Regions from separate parts of the Mus musculus genome. Here region 2 is linked to region 1. Evidence: chromatin loops called from intact Hi-C (ENCODE). Cell type or tissue: heart. All regions are shown on one strand.

The links. A loop is a pair of places that touch in the nucleus more often than their neighbours do. Peaks named below come from ENCODE experiments on the same cell type or tissue, not always from the same donor. Only the 100,000 strongest peaks of a DNase experiment are listed, where the experiment ranks them.
Region 2: a loop joins it to region 1, with 2.9 times the contacts of the local background. A loop is called at or near these places in 7 of 42 quality-filtered maps.

What each region holds. Positions count from the first base shown.
Region 1 is chr14:49,380,940-49,388,939 of GRCm38, forward strand. All of the region lies in intron 1 of Slc35f4 (solute carrier family 35, member F4), which reads right to left. It overlaps Gm52146 (a long non-coding RNA gene), which reads left to right and starts at 5,186. Exons shown (of 3, transcript XR_003951216.1): 1 at 5,186-5,737; 2 at 6,913-7,037; 3 at 7,844-7,997. In heart, no CTCF peak of the experiment used is centred here; no DNase peak of the experiment used is centred here.
Region 2 is chr14:49,730,441-49,738,440 of GRCm38, forward strand. The region is part of intron 5 of Armh4 (armadillo-like helical domain containing 4); the gene reads right to left. All of the region lies in intron 1 of Gm36146 (a long non-coding RNA gene), which reads left to right. Among named protein-coding and RNA genes, the nearest start is that of Gm36146, 16 kb to the left of the region's middle. In heart, a CTCF peak has its summit at 3,682 (motif pointing left); no DNase peak of the experiment used is centred here.

The DNA of each region.
Region 1 (8,000 bases):
TCCAATGGCTGAGATGTTAAAAATAAGACTTCTCATAAAAAAGACTTCTCATAAATAATAAAGAAAAAGACTAGTGGCAATTAATGTAAGGATTACTGCTTGTAATATTAGCATTTAGGAATCTAAGCCTTAAGGATTGCCTGGGTACATGGTTAGCTTCAGGCCAGTCTTGGCTATTTAGCAAGACTCTATTCAACAAACTAACTTTACTAGCAAGCACTATAAATGAACACTTAATTAGAAAGGAACACAATATCAATACAATAACAAAATGTCTGGCATCATTAATAATCAAAGACGTAAACTAACTCATCAGTATTAGGAATCGACAAAGGCAATTTTAAATAACCATGATACAGAACAGGGTTAGGATGAGTTGAGGCTGACTGGCTAGCCTCCATGCCCGAGTTTGAATCCAGCTCCTCCAGGTAAAGAGTAGAGAGGTACTTAACCCGACTGTGTCTCAATCTCCTCATCTCTAACACTGAAAATCAGTAGTGTTTAAACTTAAGCTTTATGGGTTATATCCTAGGTATTCTGTACTTTTTGGCTAATATCCACTTATTAATGAGTACATACCATGCATGTCCTTTTGGGTCTGGGTTACCTCACTCAGATACTTTGGAAGATACTTTCTAGCCATCCATTTGTCTGCAAAACTCATGATTTCGTCATTCGTAATGGCTGAATAATATTCCACTGTGTAAATGAACCACATTTTCTGCATCCATTCTTTGTTTGAGGGATATCTGTGTTGTTTCCAGCTTCTGGCTACTACAAACAAGGCTGCTATGAACATGGTGGAACACATGTCCCTGTGGTATGGTGGGGCATCTTTTGGCTATATGCCCAAGAGTGGTATAGTTGGGTCTTCAGGTAGATCTATTTCTGATTTTCAGATTGATTTCCAGAATGATTGTACCAGTTTGTAATCCCACTAGCAAAGGAGGAGTGTTCCTTTTTCTCTACATCCTTGCAAGCATGTGCCCTCACCTGTGTTTTTTTATCTTAGCCATTCTGATTGGAGTAAGGTGGAATCTCAGGGTCATTTTGATTTGCATTTCTCTGATTACTAAGGACTTTGAACATTGCTTTAAGTGCTTCTTGGCCATTCGAGATTTCTCTGTTGTGAACTCTCTACTTAACTCTGTACACCATTTTAAAATTTTGTCATTTTTTTTTTTTGGAGGTTAGTTTCTTGAGTTTTTTGTATATTTTAGATATTAGCCCTCTATCGGATGTGGGGTTAGTGAAAATTTTCCCTACTCTGTAGGTTGCTGGTTTGTCCTGTTTGACTTTGTCTTATCCCTTACAGGATCTTTTCAGTTTCATGAGGTCTCATTTATCAATTTTTGATCTTAGAGCCTGAGCCATTGGAGTTCTGTTTAGGAAATGTCCCCACCATGCCAATGAGTTCAAGGCTCTTTCCCACTTTCTCTTCTATTAGATTCAGTGCATCTGGTTTTATGTTGAGGCCCTTGATCCACTTGGACTTGAGCTTTGTGTAAGGTGATAAATATGGATCTAGTTTCATTTTTCTACATACAGACTGCCGGCTAGACCAGCATTATTTATTGAAGATCCTTTCTTTTTTTCCATTGTATATTTTGGCTTCTTTGTCAAAGATCAAATTTCCATAGGTGTGTGGATTTAGTTTTGGGTCTTCAATTCTATTCCTTTGATCTATTTGTCTGTCTCTGTACCAATATCATACTGTAGTACTGCTTGAGGTCAGGGATGTTGATTTCCCCAGAATTTTTCTTATTGTTAGAAATTGGTTTTGCATTAGGGCATGACAAAGAAGTAAGTTTAGGCAGGAATCTGACATTGGGTGGAACAAAGAAGTCGGCTTCCGGCATGAAAGTGACTTTGGGCTAGGATGGGGAAGTAGGCTCAGATATCTTGATCGTCCTGATAAGCCCTTAGAAACAGTGATCCTGGGAGTGATCTTGGGACTTTGTTTATTGTCTTGTTTGTTCCTTGACTATTTGTATTTATTGCCTTGCTTGCTCCTCATTGTACTACTTGTCCTTAATACTTGCATGTAATTAAAGTGATATAAAATCAGATTGGGAAAAAAAATAAAACAGCCTTAGTCTCAGAACTGGGCTGACTCAGAAGTCTTCGATCAACTCTCAGTGGGCACTGTCCCTGGCTCAGCTCAGCAGCATCTTATACAGTCTATACTGCTGGAGATCTGCATGGCTTTTTGGAGGCCTTGCTCTTTCTAGGTCCCTTCATCAGTGAGAAAATTCTCCCTTCACATCTTTCTGTAACCCTTCCTCTTCATTTTTCTCTTTACTTTTAGGGGAGCCACGAGGAAGGTACCACTCTTCCACACTCACTTTGGAGGAGGTGTGGTAGGGTAGCTTGCATCCTCTCTCTGGAATACCATACCCACAGGGGTTCAGCAGCAGCAGCTCACTCCTTGGATGTTTCTATCACAGAAGGAGGAGCAGTCTCTATGATCATAGTCCCCATCCCTAGGAACTTAGAACAAGCTATTCTGGGCTCTTCTTTGGTAAATGGATCTTTGAATAAAAACCACCACCACCACCACTACCACCACTACCACCACCACCACCACCACCACCACCACCACCACCACCACCACCACCACCACAGTTCAGCTTTCCCTTCTAGAGGGCACCTTCACCTCTAAGGATGATCTTCCAGCAGCCTCACCGCTTCCCTGGGATCTGAGAAAGGGAGAGTGTTCCTTGTGTCATTCACAATAGAGTTGATAAGCAGATACTTGGGTTCCTCATCCGCCAGCCCTAGAATCCCTTGGGCTTCTGGCATAAACAGCACTTTTCATTTTCAGTTTAAGCCTAAACTGGACATCTGAATCTAGTGAAACTTTATATTACACTTTATATTACCCCATGACTTGAATATTCTAGAAATTTGGGTAAAGGACTATAAGTGGATTAATATATGTAATTTATGTGAGAAGAATCAGCTTCTTATCTTTCTGTAAGAGAGATGGGCTAGTTATGTCTTTATTAAGAATAAGGGTAAGCGGTTGCATTAGGAGCATGAGAAAGATGGTGAATCGTGAATCATCCAAGGCCCCCAACCTCTGGTGGCAGTGGCTGATGACTCTAACCCATCCTGCAGACTGAAAAGTCCAGGTCACGTGGGAAAGGAAGAGCAGTCAGGTATAGCCTCACAGGAAGAGCAGGGTCATCACTGGACCTGGCCACCAGACATCAGACCTCCAAATTTATTTTGCTGACTGGAGGGGATTTAATGATTTACAGCAGAGAATGTCTTTTGGCTAGAAATAGACAATTATAGTGGTTTTTAATTTTTTCCCATGACATGTAATTTCCTGCAAGTGAAAAGCATCCTGTTCAATGCTAATGTTTTTAAGTTTTTCCTCTTTTTATTTGGGATGCAAATATTTCCTAAGCAAGGCAGTTCTTTATCATCCTGAACAAAGTTTGGCAATAAATTCACAGTCAGTCTCTAGTTCTTCAATCTTTATAACGCAGGGTTATCATTACAAATTACATTTTGTGTGCAGGAATAGACTTGACACCAACACTATACACCAACGTTTAAATTTATCCATGCTAAAAAACAATCATTTGCTTGTTAGAAACTTGTCTTCAGAAATGTTTTTCTTCTAAACAACCAGGTGACCCTTCTCACTGCTGTATTCTGGCCAATAGAAATCTTACAAATAAAAAGAATGAATTTATGAAATTCCTAGGCAAATGGTTGGACCTGGAGGGCATCATCCTGAGTGAGGTAACACAATCACAAAAGAATTCAAATGATATGTACTCAGTGATAAGTGGATATTAGCCCAGAAACTTAGTATACCCAAGATATAAGAGACAATTTGAAAAACACATGAAACTGAAGAAGAACGAAGACCAAAGTGTGGACACTTTGCCCCTTCTTAGAATTGGAAACAATCACCCATGGAAGGAGTTACAGAGACAAAGTTTGGAGCTGAGACAAAAGGATGGACCATCTAGAGACTGCCATATCCAGGGATCCATCCCATAATTAGCCTCCAAACGATGACACCATTGCATACACTAGCAAGCATTTGCTGAAAGGACCCTGATATAGCTGTCTCTTGTGAGACTAGGCCGGAGCCTAGCAAACACAAAAGTGGATGCTAACAGTCAGCTATCGGATGGATCACAGGGCCCCCAATGGAGGAGCTAGAGAAAGTAATCAAGGAGCTAGAGAGAACTGCAACCCTGTAGGTGCAACAACATTATGAACTAACCAGTACTCCGGAGCTCTTGACTCTAGCTGCATATGTATCAAAAGATGGCCTAGTAAGCCATCATTAGAAAGAGAGCCCCATTGGACACACAAACTTTATATGCCCCAGTACAGGGGAATGCCAGGGCCAAAAAGTGGGAATGGGTGGGTAGGGGAGTGGGGGGGGGAGGTATGGGGGACTTTTGGGATAGCATTGGAAATGTAATTGAGGAAAATACGTAATAAAAAATATAAAAAAATTAAAAAAAATCTTACAATCTGATGCTCATCGAACTCAGAAATCAGACGACCACTACAATCATTTGAAATTCATGGGCAGGAAGAGTCAATAAGCTCACAAGAGAGTATCTGAGCAGATCTCCAATACATAAAGCGTGTGACCCTCGGTACATGTGACTTTCAGGTTTGTTGCCCAGAGCAACTTTATTCCTGGTTCTTGCTTGTATTTGAGATGGTCAAGTTTAGTAGAAATCAGAGTTCTAAGAAATAAGGCATAACCATAGCTTCTAGAATAAAACTTGGTGCCTAGTGCAGGCATTTATTCCTACAGAAGTATCTTATTTCTTTTTAAAAAATCTACAAAGAATTTGAAGCATACAGATGTCTGAAGGTTACTAAAGAATGCAATTACTTACCTGGCCCATATCTTGAAATTAACTCCTAAAGCTATTTATGTCAAATAAGCTATCCATAGACACATCTAAAGGATCTTATTTTCAGGCATGAGTTCAGCTATTCAGGGCAGTCTTGGAGATTTTAGAGAAAAAAAATCAAATTAGTCCAGCTGGACCAATAGCCAAAAGCCTTTAGAAACCTACAGTCCTTTTGGAAACAGCTCCCTGCTCTTCAGACTCTGCCACCTTAGAACATGGGTGCTTAACATGAGATCCCCTTTCTGATTGCTTTTGGCATGGGCTGCAGACAGGTGAGAATCCAGTTAGAAATGCATTGATATTACTCCGAAAACCTAAGGGAGAGTTCTGTCTCCTCTACCACATGTCAGAGAGGCTCACATATTCTGGCTGGGGGTGGAGGTTGTTGATAACGTAGATCAATGCTATGGCTGTAAAATGTAGACCCCACGATATAATGAAATTACAAAATATTCATGAAAGTGACTATCTGTCATCAGCTAGTAATAGATACTGTGCTCTCTTTCCACCACCTCCTCACTCCTTTCTTCCAGATTGGCATGACCCCACCCTGCAATGACTGAGTTATATTCCCTCTCTTAATTCACATCAGTTATAATCTTCAATGTCTCAGAATGTGAGCATGTTGAGACAATAATTGAGGTCACTAAGTCAAAAGAAGAGCATCAGCAAGATAGAACTTAAACCACTACAACCGATACCGTCAAGGAGAAGAGAGTAGGGCAGGCACGGAGAGAAGACCATGTGAAGATGACAGGGAGAAGACAGACACTAACACCCTGAGAGGAGAGACATCAACCCTGCTGACATCTTAATCTTGGATTTCTGGCCTCCAGGTCTGAGAGAAAATAAATTCTTTTATGTAAGCTATTCAGTTTGTAATACTTTGTTATGGTACCTATAGCAAGTTAATACAAAATTTCTTTTTATTACGTTTTTTTCTTTATATTTTCTTTCTATTGATTTAGGGGGGGCAGTGTGTGCTATTATAGTGAAAAGGTCAGCTAAGATACTTTGGGAAGGTCATGAAACACTTGTCCCTACAGAAGGGAGAGGTTAATTAACATTCCTCAGACCACAGTGTGGGAACTGACCTGTGGGTGGGACACATTCTACAGGATGGACCATTGCCACCTTCAGACAAGGGAAGTCCTTGCCACCTTATTCCCTAAAGACCAATCAGTTTAAAGGGCACACTGTTACACCAATCATATTGTACCTAGTTGCTGATACTCTATTCTGCCCCTGGAAACCATATAAAAACTCGCTGAATGGGCACCGGAGGGTCACCACCCCTCCTTCGGGTCTGGGACGACCGCAGTGCACTGGAACAATAAATTCCTCTTGCTTTTTGCATCAGTTCTGGCTCCACATGGTTCACTCAGGGGATCCTGGTAAGCTAAGGCTCCCCAGAGTCTTACAATAGGGGGCACATATATGTGTTCTATGTGCATATGTGGAGCTGAGAGGACAATGTTAAAGGATCTACCATGAAGGTCCCAGAGGTTAGGTGTAGTGTCTTGGTGTTCATCGGGCCATCTTGCCACTCCACAATACAAGATTTCACTGGTTGAAAATCTACATCTCAAACTAAATAGGTGAAAATGCATCAACATTTACAGCCACAGTAGTACCAAGGATAGATACTACATGAGGTATAATTGGAGAATATATTTTTGCTCAGCAGTTGGACTTGTTTAAATATGTTACCTGGGGCATGGGATGTAGCTCATTTGGTGAAGTATTTGACTAGCATGCACAAGGCTGTGGGTTAAAGGAGGTTTAAAGTCATTTTTAAGTATGTAGCAAGTTAGAACACAGTCTAGGATATATGAGACCAGTCTCATTTATCATTTTATTTATAAAGTAAAATAACCAAAACAGTGCAATTATGTGTAGTAGTTCCCCAGTAGGTAGCCCTTGTCTATCTTGTTCCTAACATGAAATGTATTCCTCATTCTGAGCATTATTTTTACTTCTCAAGTGTGTGATAAGCTCTTTGCAATTGCAGGTGTTACATCCTGGTTGGCTCCTTCATGCTTCTGTGCCAGCAGAATTAAGTCTTCCTGCACTGTATTCCTTTATCATCCAGCCAAAAAGGAGACACTCCCACAAGACAGAGGAGACTCTACTTGGGTGGGTATTGCCTTTCTACACTCTGAAATTTATCCTCTTTTCTCTTAGTATGAGCTATTAAGAACCAATTAACCAGTAGTGAGGTGGCTCTTCTCTACTTGTAGAAAGAGGAACTTAATGCATTGAAATGCCATTTCTGAGGGAAGCCTTAATTGTGGGGGAAAATTTCAATACTCTATGAAGGTCAGAACGGCTGTGTCCTCTTGTGAAAATTGTGCACTAGAGGGTGGATTGTCACACTGAAGACTATGGAGCCATTGATATGTGTTGCTCCAACAGAGGGGTGGTTCAGTTCTGGGTGCATGTTAGAGTCTCCTGAGAAATGCTGAAAAGATTCTAATAGTTTTCCTTTGAAGCCTGAGCTAATTAGTATAGAGTAGGGTACATTTCTTGGCATTTCCAAAATGTACCAGAAATGTAAGGATGGGCCATTAATGAGGAAAGGTGTGTGGGTGAAAAAGAGAGACAGACATGGTGAGAAGCTGAGGGATAGATGGAGCAAAAAGGACATTGATTTAGTTTTGTTCCTAACTACTGCGTTTAGACATGTGGGACCCTGCATTGCCTTTGAAAGCAGAACTTGGAATAAATTAGGTTTGATTGCAGCTAAGAGCATCGTATTACAGCCTTGGAAAAACAACTCAAATTGTCGCTTTGCGAATGGATGTTATCTTTAACTACAGCATCACTATGAGACAGCTTTATAAATTACAGGGTATAGTGGGTTATTTTGATGAGATTGTGGGTTCTCTATATTGCTTACTCAGACAGGGATAATAACAGAATACAACTGTGTATGTTTATAGTTTCAATTGAAGAAGCCCTTAAGGACGATCAAGACGAGATTAATGGTGATTGCATCTCCAGAGCATGTTTGTTCCATAACGAAGTTGGCACCACCTCAACTGCAGTTCATTGTCAAGGTGAGCAAGATTCTCTCTACAAGTAACAAGTTATCTACCC
Region 2 (8,000 bases), 350 kb after region 1:
ATTTTGCTGTTTAACAGAGGAGATAAGACTGTGTTTCAAAACAGTATCTCTGAAACCATCTGGAGAACATACTAAAAGTGGAAAAGACTACACAAACAGGGTCTTAGGCTCTGTACTCTTATCAGTTTAAAGAAGACAAAGTTGATAGTGCCTGGATCACAGGAGGAAGGCTCATATCAAGGGCAGCAAAATAAAGTCAACAGGGAAGATAGGCTAGCGCATGGTAGGAGACCTCTTATCAAGCAAAACCCCTTTATCTTTATAAAGATGAAAACATGAAAGGCTCTGAGTAATTGAAGGGTTTGCTCAAGACCATACCATACGGACAACACAACAGAGCAGGAAGGTCACCCACCCCACTATATTACAATGCTGCTTTCTTATGTTACAGCACCATTAAACACTCCTGACTTCCAAACACAGACATGAAAGACCCCAGGCATAAGGAATATGCCTATAGGATCTAGAGTCTGAGGCCAGCCTGGGCTATTTGATTGAGTTCAAGACCAGTTTCAGCTATGTACTCTCTCTCTCTCTCTCTCTCTCTCTCTCTCTCTCTCTCTCTCTCTCTCTCTCACACACACACACACACACACACACACACACACACACAAAATAGATATGAAGGCATACATAAATTAAGAGAAACTGTGCAGTAAGCTTTTCACTATATTGAATATGTATCTTGTAACCTGGCATGTATAAATGTTTACTTGTCTAAAGAAATGGTTGGAAAGATCATGCTAGCTTTAAGCCATACTTTTTATACAATGATAAATGAAGAATTGAATACAGTAAAAAAGATCACGGCAGTCCTGAGTTAACTTTTTGAAAAGATGAAATAAAATAGTAATAGCATCAAAAATAATAAGGTATTTGCTTCTGCAAGGTCCTAACTAAAGGCAAAGAGCATTGCCTGTGGCTCATGAAACACATTTCCTTACAATACAGCTTTTTAATCCCCTTAAGAGGAGACATTCAGATTTAGTTTTACTCATTCAAGAATCAGTCTTTGGAATTGATGAGTTTGGATTTTAAAATATAATCAGCGAGCCATTTGAGATAGAGGTAATATGAAAGAGGAATGTCATGTTTTATGTCAACCTTTATTTTGCTATTATCTGGTTAAAATGTTCAAGACTGAGTGTAATGCCCCTTCCCTTCCTGTCTGCCAGATCCACTCTTGGCTATGCCTTTTCAACTTCTTTTGCTTATTAATCACAGCACCTCAGTATGAAATGAATGAAATTCCCAGGGGAAGTCAGACCACTCAACATTGAACGTACCTTCCACATACCACATGCTAAAACACTGAGAACTTCTCCAAGTACTTCAGTGCAAAAGCCAAACAATAAGCAGCTTGCATTCACTCAAGAGACATATGACAGTAATGTGAGTTGTAATTAATTTTAGGTAGTTAAATTATTAAATAACATCAGGAGAAGGAAGCTATTCTCTATGCAATTCAAATAGTGCAGATGGCAAAGGAGACCAATTACTTTATTTACAAGCCTGTGAGGGTCTTTTTTTTTAAATTTAATCTAAGTTTTTTTTTCTTTTATTTATTCACTTTATACCCTGCTCACTGCCTTCCTCTCCATAAGCCCCTCCCACATTTCTTTCCCCTTCCCACTATCTTCCTATGAGCGGGTGGAGTTCCCTGGAGTATCCCCCCACCCTGGCACTTTAAGTAAGTGAGGCTGGGCACTTCCTCTCCTACTGAGGCCAGACAAGGCAGGCTAGCTAGAAGAATATATCCCAGGTACAGGTAACAGCTTGTTGTTGTTGTTGTTGTTGTTGTTGTTTGTTTTTCTGTTTTTTTGTTTTTCGAGACAAGGTTTCTCTGTATAGCCCTGGCTGTCCTGGAACTCACTTTATAGACCAGGCTGGCCTTGAACATAGAAATCTGCCTGCCTCTGCCTCCCAAGTGCTGGGATTATAGACGTGTGCCACCACTGTCCATAGGTAACAACTTTTAGGATACCTCCTGCTCCAGTTGTAGGGCCTCATGAAACTACAAATCTTCTGTAAGGCAAAGGACTCTGTCAATAGGATAAAACGGCAGCCTACAGATTGGGAAAAAAATCTTCACCAACCCTCCATCTGACCCAGGGCTAATATCCAAAATTTACAAAGAACTCAATAAGTTAGACACCAACAACCCAAAGGGCCCAATTAAAAAATGGGGTACATGGGTTGGTGAGCAGAGGGATGGGGAGGGCATAAGAGGGGTTTGGAGGGGAATCCAGGGAAGGGACAACATTTGAAATGTAAATAAAGTAAATATCTAATAAAATATGGGGTACAAGAGCTAAACACAATTCTCTGCAGAGGAATCTTGAATGGCTGTGAGAAGCACCTAAAGAAATGTTCATATTTCTTTCTTAGTCATCAGCGAAATGCAAATAAACACAACTCTGAGGTTCCATCTTACACCCATCAGAAAGGCTAAGATCAAACACTTAAGAGCACATGCTGGAAAAGATGTGGAGTGAGGGAAATACTTCTTCATTGCTGGTGGGAGTGCAAACTGCGAGGATCTTAAATGGAGTAAAGGAGTCCAGATGCTAGTTCTATATTTCAACATAAGACATAGACACCTTGTCAAACTCCATTTTACCTAAGTGTTGACCCCTGATTCTTCAGTTTAGTCAGGAGTCCTATTGTCTTTTATCTGGTATGTCCCCTGTGGTTACATTAAACTCTATATAGCAGAATCATTTTGGGAGGCATTACTTGTTTAATCCTAATATTCGGAAGGCTATATACTCTGTCTGCTATTATCATTTTGCAAACACAACACCCAGCAAGTGCCTAATACAGTGGGGTTGCCACATAGGTATCTGTTGGTTGGATGGATTGGATGGAATGGAATGGGGTAATTTGCAGAAAATTTTTTCCTGAAAACTCTGCCATTGTTTTATACATATATACATGCATACATATGTATATATGCATACATATACATGTACATATATATGCATATATATGTATATATATATATATATATATATATAGTGTGTGTGTGTGTGTGTGTGTGTGTGTGTGTGTGTGTTTGTAGATATGTAGTGGGGGGTCATAAAACTAGAAAGGAGATTATAAGAGGAGAAGAAGAGCTCTTAAGGAAATAAAGGAAATGAGAAGGAAATAGACTATGTTGACATGGAAGCACAAGGGAATGGACCAAAGGGGAGCAGGGTCCACAGTGAGGGAGGTGGGTGGGTGTGGGGACAATCTGACAAAGTATAAAGACACGTAAGTGTAAAATGTCATAGGAGACCACTCAAATATCCATAAGGAATTTGTAAGCCCATTTTAAAAGCTACGCTTACAGTCAGGCAGTGATATGGCTCATTGGGTAGTGTTTGCTGCTAATCCTGATGACTGGAGTTCAACCCAGATCCCATATGGTGGAAGGAGAGAAGTAACTCCTACAATTTGTTCTCTGTCCCCCACATACACATACATGCACACACATGCACACACACGTAAATGGATAATAACACATTTATCTAATTTTACAAAAACTTGTTGGGTGAAGGGTTTCAATTCAGAGTGTGATATTCAGTAAGCTGTGATCTCTGGGCAGCTTTTAAGCTACTTTTCCTCTCACAGAAAAGCCTTTAGGTCATAGATTTCCAGGGCTTTTGGTTGACTGCAGCACCATCTACTGTTATATTTGAGGAAGTGACATCTCTCCAAATGCTTATTGCAGATGATGCCCTAGACAAGACCCTAGGGCATTCAGATGCCACATGTCCTTATGTATAATGATCCTTAAAGTTATCTCTAAGGAGAGAACACTTCTGTGTTGATTTCAATGACATGTCCACAGAGAATTAGTCTCAAGACCCTGAAGAGCAGTTCCTGTCTTCAGCACCCCTCCTGGGAGCCTGGCTAAATAAGAGGTGACTGTCACAGCTGACTCATGAGAGGGAGCATCATTAATTCAGTTCCTCTTGTCTGAATAACACATTTATATTTATATTTGGTTTTGTAAAATTTCCACTCTTTTGAGTATTTGTCCCATAAAAGTTGGCAACTCCAACCTAATAAAAACAGCCTGAAACCTAAAATACTATGAGCCATTTCTTTGCCATTTTAAGAAATATCACACACACTATTTCCCAGTGCTTCCTGTCTGTGTCAGAAGATGCTCAGGTGCTGGTATGAAGCAGCTGGCCTAGTGGTACAGAGCTTGCCTGGCATATGCAAGACTCTGGCTCAGGTCCCCAACACCACAAAAATAAAGGTGCAAAGACCCTAAAGACAGTATTGGCTGTTATTAAACAAACATAAACCCTGTCTAGTGTGAACACATTCACATGCAGTGCCTTTGATTTCTAAAGCAGTCGCTGTCCTAAAAAGAAATCTACTGTTGCTTTTTCTTGGCTCTTTGCTCAATATAAAAGGAAAGAAGGAAGGAAGGAAGGGAGGGAGGGGAGGGAGGGAGGAAGGGAGGAAGGGAGGGAGGGAGGAAGGAAGAGGACTCATTCATCAGGAAAACATTCTTCCCAAGGCTGTAGTATAGCTTTAGATAGCCTTTTTGTTGAACTTATACAAGTTCCATGTTGTGACTGTAGTGCAATGGAGCTGTCTGCTTAGATTGGGGAGAAGAAAAAAAAAGAGATTAAAATGGTAAGAACAGGCTGGAAGTGGTGCTGAAAACCTCTAGTCCCAGCATTCCCAAGACACAGGTAGGCAGAACTATATGAACTGGAGGCCAGTGTGATCAACTCTATGTGTGTGTGTATATGTGTGAATGTGTGTGTGTGTGTGTGTGTGTGGTGTGTATGTATTTGTGCATGTGTGTGAATGTGTGTGTGCATTTGAGTGTGTGCGAGTATGAGTATATGTATGTCTATGTGTAAGTGTGTGTGCATGCATGTGAGTGTGTGTATTTGTGTGTTTGTGTGTCTGCACATGTGTATATGTGTGTGCATATGTGTGTGGTGTGTGTGTGCATTTGTGTGAGTGTGTGCATACATGTGAATATGTGTATGCTTGTGTGTGAGAGTGTGTGTGTTTGGTTGTGTGCATGCGTGTCAACATGTGTGTGCATGTGACTGTGTGTGTTTTTGGTGTGGGTATGTGCATGTGTGCACATGTGTGAGTGCATCCTTCGTGGAGGCAGGGTACTGGAGAGAAAGAGACTGTGTATGGGGGGAGGAAATGAGTGTAAGGCTGGTAATTTGAATTTGGTCTCTGAGACTTACATGGTAGAAAGAGAAAACTGGCAATGTCAGTTGTTCTTTACCCCCAAATGTACACCTGCATGCGCACATACACACATGTAAATGTAACTAAAGTTTTTAATGTTTGAGAGAGAGAGAGAGATGCACACACATCTGTAAGCCCCAGAACTAGGAATTTTGAGTCAGGTGAATCTCTGTGAGTTCAGGGCCAGCTTGGTCTACATAGCAAGTTAAGTTCCAGGATAGTTGGGGCTAAACAATGGAAGAAAACATAGATGGCCCAGACCTTTTACCAGTTGTGTAAAAGACCCCGAGTCCCATGTTTCTTGGCAGTAAAATAGGTCGAATAATTACTACACAACCCTACAATAGGATTGTTACAGGGACAAAGAAAGTAGAGTCTGGTAAAGGTATGGTATACATTAAAGGATCATGTAAGTTTCAAGAGGTATAATCTCATCTGCAATCACAGTAGGATTATTACACCTTAGAGTCTTTTCATACCCAAGCAAGTACATATTTGAGAGGCATCAGCATCCCAAGTAGTGCTGTAGGTTTACCAACAGAGGGCCTGGCTTTCTCTGGGATGAAAACATTACTTAAGAGGAAGTGATTGAGAGGATCATAGGGACACCTTATGCTAGGCTGGAACCCAGGTCTCCAGGGCACTTTTCAGTTCTATACATTTCAGACTTTTCAGAGGAAACCTGGAGATTAAGACCTGTATGGAGGAGTAAGCTTCCTTGCAGTTCCCTAGCAGTATGGCAGCAGGCTTCTTCCTTAGTAGGGAAAAACATGGACAAAGGAGTGGTTGTGTTGGTAAAGTACAGCAAAGGGTCTTTGTGTGGTCACCTTAGATTTTGCATGCACATGGTCTACAATGTGCATACAGTACTAGCAGATATCCTTTACTTCAAGTCTCATAAAGTGATCTTACTATCACAGAATGCCTTCACTAGTTTATCATGTTTCCTAGATGTAGTTAGTCTATTTCTGAAGTTCATCTATAGTTTTCATATATTAATGTGTGTGCATAAGTAAGTGTGGGGTTACAGGACATACATGTGGATATATGTATGCATACATGTTCAGGTCAGCCTTAGGAAAACCTTAGATACCATTCTTTGGGAACCATCCACATTTATTGTTTGTTTGAGACAGAGGCTTTCAATGTCTGGCATTCACCAATTAGAGGCATGCAGCCATGCACAATAAAGAAATAAAAATATAAGTTTTTTGAAAGACTAACAAGTTTGTTCCAGGGTTCATCAGAAGGAACATCCGAGTGACTTTCCTGGACAGATACCACTTGCTCTGTTCATCACCTCAGCTTTTCCCATTTCCTAGCATGTGTGCTTTGAGGAATTATGTGGAGATCAGACCCAGAGAACACTACCTGCTCTCTTGTGAGCCACACTTACCACTGTACTGCCTGTGCCTCTGCAATCCAGTACAGTCATAGAACCACTGGTCACTGTTCGCATTAACACATGGTTCAGGCTACATCCAGAATTCCTGTTTTCCCCACCTCCTGGGTAAATGTGGAGGATATAGTGAAGTCACTAAAGTAAGAATGATAAGTGAGGGACAGTGGAAGATAAAGAAGAACAATGAAATTGGTAAGAAACAGGCTCATGAACCATGGAGACTTTTAGTTACAACATTCAACCTTTCTTGGAGGTTGTGCTCTACCTAGGATGTGTCTGTATGCCCACTTATCCTACACGCTGATCTTTATAAATATGAGAGCTGCTGAATTAGGGGCATGGTTTTATTTAACATATATGAAAAAATGAATTGAGTATGATGCTGTATGCCTATAATCTTACCATTTAGAATCAGAAGTTTAGTCATCCTTGGCTACATAGGGAGTGTGAGGACAGTTAGAGAGAGAGAGAGAGAGAGAGAGAGAGAGAGAGAATTTGAATTTTTGGAATAAGGAAATGTGACCACTGAGTGTCTTTCCCAGGAGTGTTGCACCTTTGTGCATTATGTAATTCCATCAGGGTTTGGAAGATTTCATTATTTATGAATTATTTCACAGCTCTTTCAATATGGCTTATGGCATCACAGGTCACTCTCTAATTAGAAATGTAATGGTGGGATGACCCTTGTCTTTCAGAAATAGCCAGCCTTACATCTTTCATTCATATTACTACCTCCTCACTCCAGACAAATCCCTGGTTCTATGATGTCTATAATGAAGCAGTTGTGGCTCCTGATTCATTCATGAATTAATCCATTAGTGAAAGGCATCTTTAATAGTCATATCCATAATTACCTCTTCTTTTAAAATGTATCCTATAGCAATATGAATTATTGATGGGCCCTCAAAAATCATTTAAGGAAGATATTCCCAAGGGAGGTGCAATGCACTACCAGTCTTGTGATAAAGGGATAAAGGGACCCATGTGGGAGCATTCCATATGCTTTCAGGTAATTGCACATCAAGATTCTGCCCTGAGAAGTTTCTATAGTTGCTATGGATACTTACAGTCAATGACTTATACAACTCATCCTGTTTCAAACTCCTGCTACCTTTACTCTTGAACAACTTGAAAATTCAAGTCTGCTTAATTCAAAATGAGTTTCAGTCCTACAGATGTGGAAGATGTTATGTAAAATCTTCACAGTGGTAAGCATGCCTTCGTTTTCAGTTCCTTCCCTGGGTTGTACAAATCTTCATTTATACATGGCTGTATACAGTCTTCATGTTGACTGAATGGAGCTTTTGAATAACCACAGATCTGGGTCTTGCACCATGCTCTGTGAAGGAAGTTTTCTGTGAGAAGTACAAGGGCTCTG